Linked DNA regions of Homo sapiens: region 2 is linked to region 1. A link is a loop called in an ENCODE intact Hi-C map of the cell type or tissue named here. Cell type or tissue: natural killer cell. All regions are shown on one strand. Links, peaks and the distances in the headings refer to the core of each region. The heading gives the core; the rest is flanking DNA.

Evidence for each region. A loop is a pair of places that touch in the nucleus more often than their neighbours do. Peaks named below come from ENCODE experiments on the same cell type or tissue, not always from the same donor. Only the 100,000 strongest peaks of a DNase experiment are listed, where the experiment ranks them.
Region 2: a loop joins it to region 1, with 7 times the contacts of the local background. A loop is called at or near these places in 58 of 110 quality-filtered maps.

What each region holds. Positions count from the first base shown.
Region 1 is chr15:50,748,529-50,753,913 of GRCh38, reverse strand. SPPL2A (signal peptide peptidase like 2A) reads left to right here. Exons shown (of 15, transcript NM_032802.4): 2 at 4,168-4,278; 3 at 5,044-5,226. Among named protein-coding and RNA genes, the nearest start is that of SPPL2A, 14 kb to the left of the region's middle. In natural killer cell, for the core only: no CTCF peak of the experiment used is centred there; a DNase peak (open chromatin) is centred at 2,323.
Region 2 is chr15:50,874,777-50,880,161 of GRCh38, reverse strand. No RefSeq gene overlaps it. Among named protein-coding and RNA genes, the nearest start is that of AP4E1, 31 kb to the left of the region's middle. RefSeq lists an enhancer at 957-1,126. In natural killer cell, for the core only: a CTCF peak has its summit at 3,065; DNase peaks (open chromatin) are centred at 961 and 3,041; H3K4me3 peaks cover 343 bases; H3K27ac peaks cover 667 bases.

The DNA.
Region 1 (5,385 bases), core at 313-5,312:
GAGGCAGGACAATTGCTTGAACTCGGGAGGCGGAGATTGCAGTGAGCCGAGATCACGCCATTGCACTCCAGCCTGGGCTTTAGAGTGAGACTCTGTCTCAAAAAAAAAGAAAAAAAGAGAGAAAGAAACTCCATGTCCTTTAGCTGTACCCCTTATCTCCACATCCCACCAGGACCCAAGTAACCACTAATCTTCCAACCATTAATCTTTTGTATTTCTTTTACATTGCATAAGTACTTGGCAAAGTGCTAGATATATTTATTAAGAGATTAATATGTATAAACAGTTGCATCATCTAACTTAATCCTTATCATAACTGTGAGGTCTGAGTGTTTATTGTTATCTCAAAGCTGAGGATATTGAAACTTAAGATAGGTTAAAAAACTTGTAACATAACCAGTAAATGATGAAACTAGCATTGTATCCTTGTACTATCATTTAAAAACTCATGCTCTTAACCTTTCTACCATATCTATTGTAGTAAACTGAATTTTCGAAGCTATGCAATATCTATGAGAAATTTTACTAAGATATTTAAAATGTCATGGAAAGGCTTAACTTGTTTGGGCATGCTGGCTCCCTCACAAAATTTGCTGCATGTTCTTTTCTTTTAATAGCCTCTTTATGTATCTCTCCACATTTTTCCTCAAGCTCATATAAATGCACAGATACATTGTAGGGGCTTCTTGAGGGGTCATTATATAAAAATAGGATTATACTATAAATATCACTCTAAAACTCACTATGGACATCTTCTGTTTCTAGAAATAGATCTAGCTCTTTGTTTTGAGTAGCTGTGTACTGTGCATATCATAATGTAACAGTTACCTTATTGGTGGAAGTTGGGTTTTTTTGCTATTACATACAATATTACAGTTAATATCCTTATACATTTATTTTTGTGCTTTTGCATACTATATCTGTAGATATGAATCACAAGATTCTATGTATTACAATTTTTGATAGATGCTGCTCATTTTTTATTAAAAAGGTTATACCACTTGAGCAGCAGCATGCACAGTTAAGACCCAGATCCTGATCTGGGTATCTTTCCTCTCCACAAGGAGCTTAATGGAATGGCTGGATCTGGATGTATAGCAGATAAAGGACAAGGTCAGCCTAGGATACCTGTGTCAAAAAAACAAGAAGTCCTCAAAGACTTGTTTTTTGTTTTTTTGGGTTGTTTTTTTTTTTTTCAGATGGAGTCTTGCTCTGTTGCACAGGCTGGAGTGCAGTGGCACGATCTCGGCTCACTGCAACCTCCACTACCCAGGTTCAAGCAATTTTCCTGCCTCAGCCTCCTGAGTAGCTAGGATTACAGGCGCCCACTACCACACCCAACTAATTCTTGTATTTTTAGTACAGACAGGGTTTCACCATGTTGATCAGGATGGTCTCAAACTCCTGACCTCAGGTGGTCTACCCGCCTCGGCCTCCCGAGGTGCTGGAATGACAAGTGTGAGCCACTGCGCCCGGCCTAATTTTTGTATTTTTAGTAGAGACGGGGTTTTGCCATATCGGCCATGCTGATCTCGAACTCCTGACCTCAGGAGATCCACCCGCCTCAGCCTCCCAAAGTGCTGGGATTAAAGGCATGAGTCTTGCATAAAGGATACAAAGAGCCAGCTATAAGAGGTTCTAAATGCCCAAATTTGGAACAATTTGAATATCAGACAAACCATCGTAATTATACCACACTGAAATTTTTAAAAAATTAATGCATCTCTACTGATACTAAAAGATGGTAGGGGAGAGAGTAAAGCTCTTTTAAAAAGAAGGATATGGCTGGGTGCAGTGGCTCACACCTGTTATCCCAGTACTTTGGGAGGCTGAGGTGGGTGGATCACCTGAGGTCAGGAGTTCCACACCAGCCTGGCCAGCGTGACAAAACCCCGTCTCTACTAAAATACAAAAAATTAGCTGTGCGTGGTGGCAGGCACCTATAATCCCAGCTACTCAGGAGGCTGAAGCAGGAGAATTGCTTGACCCCGGAGGCGGAGGTTGCAGTGAGCCAAGATCATGCCATTCATTGCACTCCAGCCTGGGCAACAAGAGCGAAACTCCGTCTCAAACAAAAAAACAAACAAAAGAAAAAAACAAAGGATACTAGCCAGTAAGGGTAGAAGGAATGACAATATTTTAAAAATTCACCATTTTGTAATCCCTAGTATGATATGGGAAATTAAATTTAGTTAAGGATCATCATGGAGGCTAATATCCTGGTGAGAAGAAGCTGTTGGGCTGTTCACATGGTGCCATAGATTACTTACTCATCAAACATAAAGGGAAAAACATGTCTTTACACTAGAGAAATCCTGCGGTTACCACCTTAACCAGATCGTCAAAGTCAGCATCACTAGTGCAGGAAATCATGATGTTAATGTGTTATTTTGTTGGATGCAGTAAGAAGTACCCAATTCACTTATGAAGCATTCTTTCCAAAAATGTTTAAATTAAATCTAAGCAACCTTCATGTTTATCTGCAGGATTATCTTCTTTAGCTAGAACTGTAAATGATTTTACTATATGACCTTAGGTAGGTTACGTTAGTGACTTGTCTGAGTCTCAGAGCCCTTGTTTGTAAAAACAGTGACATTGAATCAGAAAAAATGCATGAAAGTAACCTAGCATGTAGTTTGTTATATCATAAGAATGTAAAATACTAGTTCATCTCTGCTATCAGAATCCATTCATAGCCACCAAGTATATAGCTGAATGAAAACTACATTTCTCTTTTTCACATCTTATTTCCTTATCTAATTCTATGTAATCTGATGGCATGTTTTATGAATTCCCTATACTTGCTTAGATCCATAAGCTGTGCAGCCCCAAGTATGGCATAAACCCTCTAATCCAAAATGTTCAAGGGACATTTTAGGTAACAGAGCATGGGATTAGAACATTTCTATACTCATTAGAAACTTACGTTGACTTGTATGAAACTACCAGTTTTCTAGATTAAAATTGGTCAAATATCAGCAATGTCATGTGATTCAATCTAATAATGTGCTTTGGTGGCAGAAGCTTAGTACATCAACATTTGCCAAGCATTCTTTCTTTTTCCTTCCTTACGGGTTTAGAAAAAGATTTGCTCAGAGGACGAGAGAAGGATTTGTATTGAGCCAAGTTTTAAGGAAATTGTGATGTGAACTCTTAATCTATTGTGATGTGTATTCTAAATATTTTTGGATATTTCTTCATTTTATACTCTCCTCTCCCCCCAGGTACAATAGTTATTCTTTCCAATCACTTCTTACCTCTTGGCTTTTCTTTCCAGGTAGTGGGAAATGAGACAACGCTTTTCTTTTTCTGTACTTTAAATTCTGGATTGGTCTTTTTGAATAGGCAGTTGCAGAATTTTGAAAACATGAGCAAGAATAATTTACTTCAAGTTCCAGCTGGTTCTCTTCCAAAGATAGCACTTAGAAATGATAATGTACTTTTTTTCTTTGTACCCTAGTTCCTAGTAGAATATGGAACGTAAGACAGATTGATGGATTTTGAGTACATGTTGTTTTATAGAATATAAACAATGGCCAGGTGCGGTGGTTCACACCTATAATCCCAGCAGTTTGGGAGGTCAGGAATTCGAGACCAGCCTGACCAACATGGTGAAACCCTGTCTCTACCAAAAATACAAAAATTAGCTGGGCATGGTAACACGCGCCTGTAGTACCAACTACTTGGGAGGCTGAGGCAGGAGAATTGCTTGAACCCAGGAGGTGGAGGTTGCAGTGAGCCAAGATTGTGCTACTGCACTCCAGTCTAGGTGACAGAGCAAGACTCTGTGTCAAAAAGAAAATAATATAAACAATGAAGTAATAATTCATAGGAGATTGGAAAGGAAAGTTTCCAGCTGTCAAGTATTGAAATTACATCATAGCAAGAATTCTCCCTGGGGTACGGCCCTTATAACAAGAGTCATAATTGTTACTCCCTTAAGAAAGTGACCTATCTTCCTTAAAGAAGGTGTGCTGGGCAATTGTGTATAGTTTTAATATTCCTAACCATCCTTTTTATTTCCTCAAACAAGAAGAAACAAATTCATGGAAGACCATCCCTCTCAAGGAAATGTGATCAACCCTGCATATAAATAGCTTTATTAAAATCCTTAGTTGTTGGCAAGCCATAACATTGCAAGTTTGAAAGTTATTGTTTGTCTCCTAGACAGCCGCTCAGGAAGCAATCTTGCATGCGTCTGGAAATGGCACAACCAAGGACTACTGCATGCTTTATAACCCTTATTGGACAGCTCTTCCAAGTACCCTAGAAAATGCAGTAAGTAAATCACAGTTACTATTCATAAACATAAAAATAGTGAAGAAGGAGGCTGGGCACGGTGGCTCATGCCTGTAATCCCAGCACTTTGGGAGGCCAAGGCGGGCGGATCATGAGGTCAGGAGATCAAGACCATCCTGGCTAACACGGTGAAACCCCTTCTCTACTAAAAATACAAAAATTAGCTGGGTGTGGTGGCAGGCGCCTGTAGTCCCAGCTACTCAGGAGGCTGAGGCAGGAGAATTGTGTGAACCCAGGAGGCAGAGCTTGCAGTGAGCTGAGATCATGCCACTGCACTCCAGCCTGGGCAACAGGGTGAGACTTCGTCTCTGAAAAAAAAAAATAGTGAAGAAGGCTGTGTACAATGGCTGATACCTGTAACCCTAGCACTTTGGGATGTCAAGATGGGAGGATCATTTGAGACCAAGTGGTCAAGACCAATCTGGTCAGCATAGTGACACCCTGTCTCTATTTAAAAAGAAAAAAGAAAAAATATTGAAGAAGTGAGAATGACTGATAATTATGTTTTATTGTGTGAACCATTGTCATGTACGGTTGTTAATAAATAATTATTGATTTTTCTCAAGTATTTTTCTCTCTGGGAAAATAGGGAATTTTAAAATACTTAATTCTAAGCCTAAATATTTCTAATTCAAAAGATATTGTCTTAAACCAATATTGATAACCAAAGGCAGTATTTATAACTGAATGCATTTAGGATGAAATAGATTTTTAACATGTTAAAAAGACATTTCTTATTTTCAGACTTCCATTAGTTTGATGAATCTGACTTCCACACCACTATGCAACCTTTCTGATATTCCTCCTGTTGGCATAAAGAGCAAAGCAGTTGTGGTTCCATGGGGAAGCTGCCATTTTCTTGAAAAAGCCAGAATTGCACAGAAAGGAGGTGCTGAAGCAATGTTAGTTGTCAATAACAGTGTCCTAGTAAGTTATAAAAACAATCATATCTTATTTTGAGTTCATGATGTGAAATTTCACAAAAATGGAATTAACGTCTTTGTGTGTGGTTTAGAGGCTGAGTTTTGAATGATCTGATGGCAAGATTCTTTGTAAATAAATAATCAAGATCTAATAGGCATTTAC
Region 2 (5,385 bases), core at 81-5,080, 130 kb before region 1:
TTTTTTTTTTGAGATGAAGTCTCGCTCTGTTGCCCAGGCTGGAGTGCAATGGCACAATCTCAGCTCACTGCAATTCCGCCTCCCAGGTTCAAGTGATTCTCCTGCCTCAGCTTCCCGATTAGCTGGGATTACAGGCACCTGCCACCATGCCTGGCTAATTTTTGTATTTTTAGTAGAGACAGGGTTTCACCATGCTGGCCAGGCTGGTTTCGAACTCCTGACCTCAGGCAATCCACCCGCCTCAGCCTCCCAAAGTGCTGGGATTATAGGCATGAGCCACCATGACCGGCCGAAGAAACTGGTTTTCAAAGCAGTATCTCTTGTTTCTGCCTCATGATTTATTTATTCAGTCAGTAAGAGCTGGACCCTGAAAAATGGTGAAGTTGGCTAAACTTATCTTCACATTTTTTCCTTAATCCATTAAAAAAAAATTTTTTTTAAAACAATTTCTCTCACCACACCACACACACACACACACACACACACACACACACACACCCCCAATACCTGGTGCTTTGAAGCCGTAACCTGTCTGTTCACGGCTACCACTTGAACCAGCATCCCAGATTTCCCCCTTTGAACTATTGTAGAGTACAGTCAGAATTTAAAGGAATAAGATCCTAACCCTCATGGTCTGTTACAGACATGATTATCTGATTAGCCCTGATGGGCAACGGCTTGATGCTAGAAATCCTCTCACCTAAGGCAGCCCAGTGGAGTGGACCAATCAGGAACCGAAGGCTTTATTAGCTGTGTGACCTTGGGCAAGTTACATAGATTCTTGGGGTTGAAAGGAACCAATGCTTTAATACATAACACCTCACTGAGGTGTAATCCATCTTCTATGTCATTTTCTTCTGAAAATAACTTCTACTACTTCTTCAGCACTTCCTATGGGCCAGGGCCTAGGCAAAGTATGTGCTATACATTATCACTAGTCCTGAAAGTAACCCAGCAAGTGGTTAGTACCAGTCGCATTTTACAGATGTAGAAAGTGAAACTCGATTGAGTGACATAATTCATCCAAGTAAGTGGCAGAGCCAGGATTCATACCCAATTACCTTTAGTCCCAAAGTTGAAGCTGTGTGATTTTCCTAAGAGATCCAATTCTTACCCTATAATTGAAGCATCATTTTTAATGAGCTAAATTCTGTCTTCCTCTAACTCTGGCTCATCACCCCTCTGGGTATGGTGAGCAAAGTTTGCTTCCTCTTCCACATGCCACTCCTTCAGATATTTGAAGACTACAAACTACTTCGACCACCCTGAAATTGTTCGACTTTTCTTCCTACAAATGTTTAAAGTCCCTTAACTGTCCTGGTGATTCCCCTTCACTTTGTCTCTGTCCCATTTAAAAAAAAAAGAAAAGAAAAAAACCTGAAGCTTAAGATACATACAGAAAACTGCACGAATTATAAATATACTGTGCAATTAACTTTTACACGTGAACACTACTTGGTCAAGAAACAGAAATATTACCAGAACCCTAGAAGTTTATGCTACTTTTTTATCTCTGCCTCCCCCAGAAGTAACCACCATCCTGACTTCTAACATGTGAATTATATCAATAGAATCACACAGTATGCACCATTTTGTATCTGGCTTCTTTTGCTCAACATTGTAAGAGTTATCCATGTCATATTGTGTGTAGCTATACTTGATTCATTCTCATTGCTTTCTGTGTACTTTTTTAAAAACTGGTAAAATAGACATAACATAAAGTTTACCATCTTAACTATTTTCAAGTGTACAGTTCAGTAGTATTGAGTATATTCACATTGCTCTATTACCATCACCACCATCCATCTCCAGAATTTTTTCATCTTCCCAAATCAAAACTCTATACTTTAAGCAATAACTCTCCATTTGCCTCTCCACTGAGCCCCTGGAAACCACATTTTACTTTCTGTCTCTATGAATTTGACTATTCTAGGTGCCTCATATGAATGTAATCATACAGTATTTTCTCTTTTGCAGCTGGCTTATTTTTCACTTAGCATAATGTCCTCAAGTTTCCTCTATGTTGTAGCACATGTGAGAATTTCCTCCCTTTGTAAGACTGAATAATATTCCATGATATGGATATACCACATTTTGTTTGATTCTGTGTATTTTTTTTTTTTTTTGAGACAGAGTCTCACTCTGTTGCCCAGGCTGGAGTGCAGTGGTGCGACCTTGGCTCACTGCAACCTCTGCCTCCCAGGTTCAAGCGATTCTCCTGCCTCTGCCTCAGCCTCCCAAGTAGCTGGGACTAAAGGCATGCGCCACCATGCCTGGCTAATTTTTGTATTTTTTGTACATATAGGGTTTCACCATGTTGGCCAGGCTGGTCTCAAACTCCTGACCTCGAGTAATCCACCCACCTCAGCCTCTCAAAGTGCTGGGATGACAGGCGTGAGCCACTGCGCCCATCCGATTCTGTGTACTTTTTAAAGCATGTTGCCTAAATGGGATTCAGTGTCCCCAGGTCTAGCATAAGCAGGTGCTTTGCACAGTCACCACTGCTCTGATATACTTTTTAAAAATTGCTTCCAAGTCTGGCTCCCCTCTAGACAGAGTGCCCCTTATGTGTTATCCATCTTTGTTTCCCCAGCACCCTACTCCAAGTAGAAACTCAGTGAATGATATCGTTAATAAATGAATGAAAGTATAACAACCCCATGAATTTCCTTTCATTTTACCTCTTGCCTTCTTTAACATCTCTGATTTTGTGACAGACTTGCACTTAACAAGGCTCTTTAACGACCTATTCCAAAGGGTTTTCTAACAAAAACAACAGTAATTTTTAAAAATACATTTTTGTGTTCTGGTTTATGTAACTTCATCTTATGCTCTTGGTATCCCTGTGAGGTAATCTAAGAATGTAAGGCTCTGCACAAGAGATGCCTGCACAAGGATGTAGGAGACGGACTTGCAAAGTGGTTCACTAAGGTATTCTCCGTTAGTAGGAGGTTTGCCAACCGAATTTCTTTCATTCCACATCTGCGATGAGGCAGGGTGAATTGGCAGATTTCCCCAATCCGAAAGGAAGCTGCAATTCCCAACTCAGTCACTAGATGGCTACGTAACTGCATCCAGAGGGGACAGACAAGGAAAACAACTCCGTCCCAGAACCAGAATCCACCCAGAACCAGAATCGTCCCAAAGTGGCAGTAAACCAAATTAGCCTTTTTTTGGGAGCTTTCTAGATGTAAAATGGTTAGGAGGTGCTGAGTATTCTGAAATACACCGTGAGGGCATTACACTGAAAATGCTACTCATTCTGTTCCTGGATAAGTTAAAAGAATAACCGTAATATTTTTATCCTCCATCTTGTGGCTTTTTTTTTTATCTTACTCTTTCCTCTCTTCGTTCTCCCTCATCCATCAGAATTCATAAGAAGGGGCACAAGGGCAAATTTCCTTCTTTTTTTTTTTGTTTTGTTTTGTTTTGTTTTGTTTTGTTTTGAGACGAAGTCTTGCTCTGTCGCCCAGGTTGGAGTGCAATGGCGCGATCAACCTCTGCTTCCCAGCTTCGAGCTATTCTCATGTCTCAGCCTCCCGAGTAGCTGGGATTACAGGCGTGTACCACCATGCCGGGCTAATTTTTGTATTTTTAGTAGAGAAGTGCTTTCACCATGTTAGTCAGGTTGGCCTCGAACTCCTGACGTGAGGTGATCCACCCGCCTCAGCCTCCCAAAGTGCTAGGATTACAGGCGTGAACCACCGCGCCCGGCCTAAGGGCAAATTTTTTATGATCCCATTACTGAAACACACTTAAAATGTATCAAGGGACAGTAAGTTTACAAGTTAATCAGTAGCTCTCCAGGTGGAATTTTTAAAGGAGACCAAGTTTACGGTTTTATGAAAGAAAACACCCTCACAAGTTTCAAGAACATTTGGAAACTTCTGTATCAGATCAGATAAAAATCCATACAAATAGGTATTCTTTCCTTGATAATTGCTGTAACATTATGTGTATATGACTCCAGATGTTTTTTTCTTTTTTATTTTTATTTTTTATTTTTTTGAGACGGTGTCGCCCAGGCTGGAGTGCAGTGATGCGATCTTGGCTCACTGCAACCTCTGCCACCCAGGTTCAAGTGATTCTCCTGCCTCAGCCTCCCGAGTAGCTGGGACTACAGGCACACACCACCACGCCCAGCTAATTTTTGTATTTTTAGTAGAGACAGGGTTTTACCATGTTGACCAGGATGGTCTTGATCTCTTGACCTTGTGATCCACCTGCCTCGGCCTTCCAAAGTGCTGGGATTACAGGATTGAGCCACCGCACCCAGTCCAGGTGTTTTTTTCAAAGTACATAGTAGCATACGTTTCTTTATAAAAATAAAAACTAGCATTTAGAAATAATCTTTACAATTTTATTATAAAAAGAACTATTGATCAAACTGAAGACTGAGCTCTGATTTTTTTATTTTGCCCAAATTCCTACCTAAGGAGTCTAGGAAGTCATGCACTACAAACCATAAATTCTCATCAAATGGGTTTTATTTGACCCTATATATCGTGACACACTTTTCATTCTAACTCTGGCATAACACTATGAGACAAGGAAAAAATATTTAACCCCAAAATATATTTCCTTGCCATACCTTGAAATTGCCCTGCAAAGTGTCTTGTGGGAAAAATCCACATTTCCCTTTTGTTTTCCTTTTCTTTCCAGATCCTGGAGATAATCAACTAAGAGCCAGGCACCCTTTTAGGTCTGATAAGAAACATTTTACAACCTGCTTTCTCTCTGAACTCTGCTATCTGAGAGATTCCTCTGCACTCTGCATAATAAAACCTGGTCTCTATGATCCTTTTTCTTTTCTTTTTTTTTTTTTTTTTTGAGACAGAGTTTCACTCTTGTTGCCCAGGCTGGAGTGCAATGGCACGATCTCAGCTGACCGCAACCTCCACCTCCTGGGTTCAAGCGATTCTCCTGCCTCAGCCTCCCGAGTAGCTGGGATTACAGGCATGTGCCACCACACCTGGCTAATTTTGTATTTTTAGTAGAGATGGGGTTTCTCCATGTTGGTCAGGCTGGTTGCAAACTCCCGACCTCAGGTGATCCGCCCACCTCAGCCTCCCAAAGTGCTGGGATTACAGGCGCAAGCCACCACGCCACAGCCTCTATGATCCTTTTTCTTAACTTGAACATTCCTTTGCATTAACCCCAGGTCTTCAGGTGAACTCAACCAATTGTCAACCAGAAAATGTTTAAATTTACTTATAGCCTGGAAACCCCCGCTTTGAGGTGTCCCACCTTTCGGAACCAAACCAATGTATTTCTTAAATGTATTTGATTGATGTCTCATGCCTCCCTAAAATATATAAAACCGAGCTGTACCCCGACCACCTGGGTCATATGTTCTCAGGACCTCCTAAGGGCTGTGTTATAGGC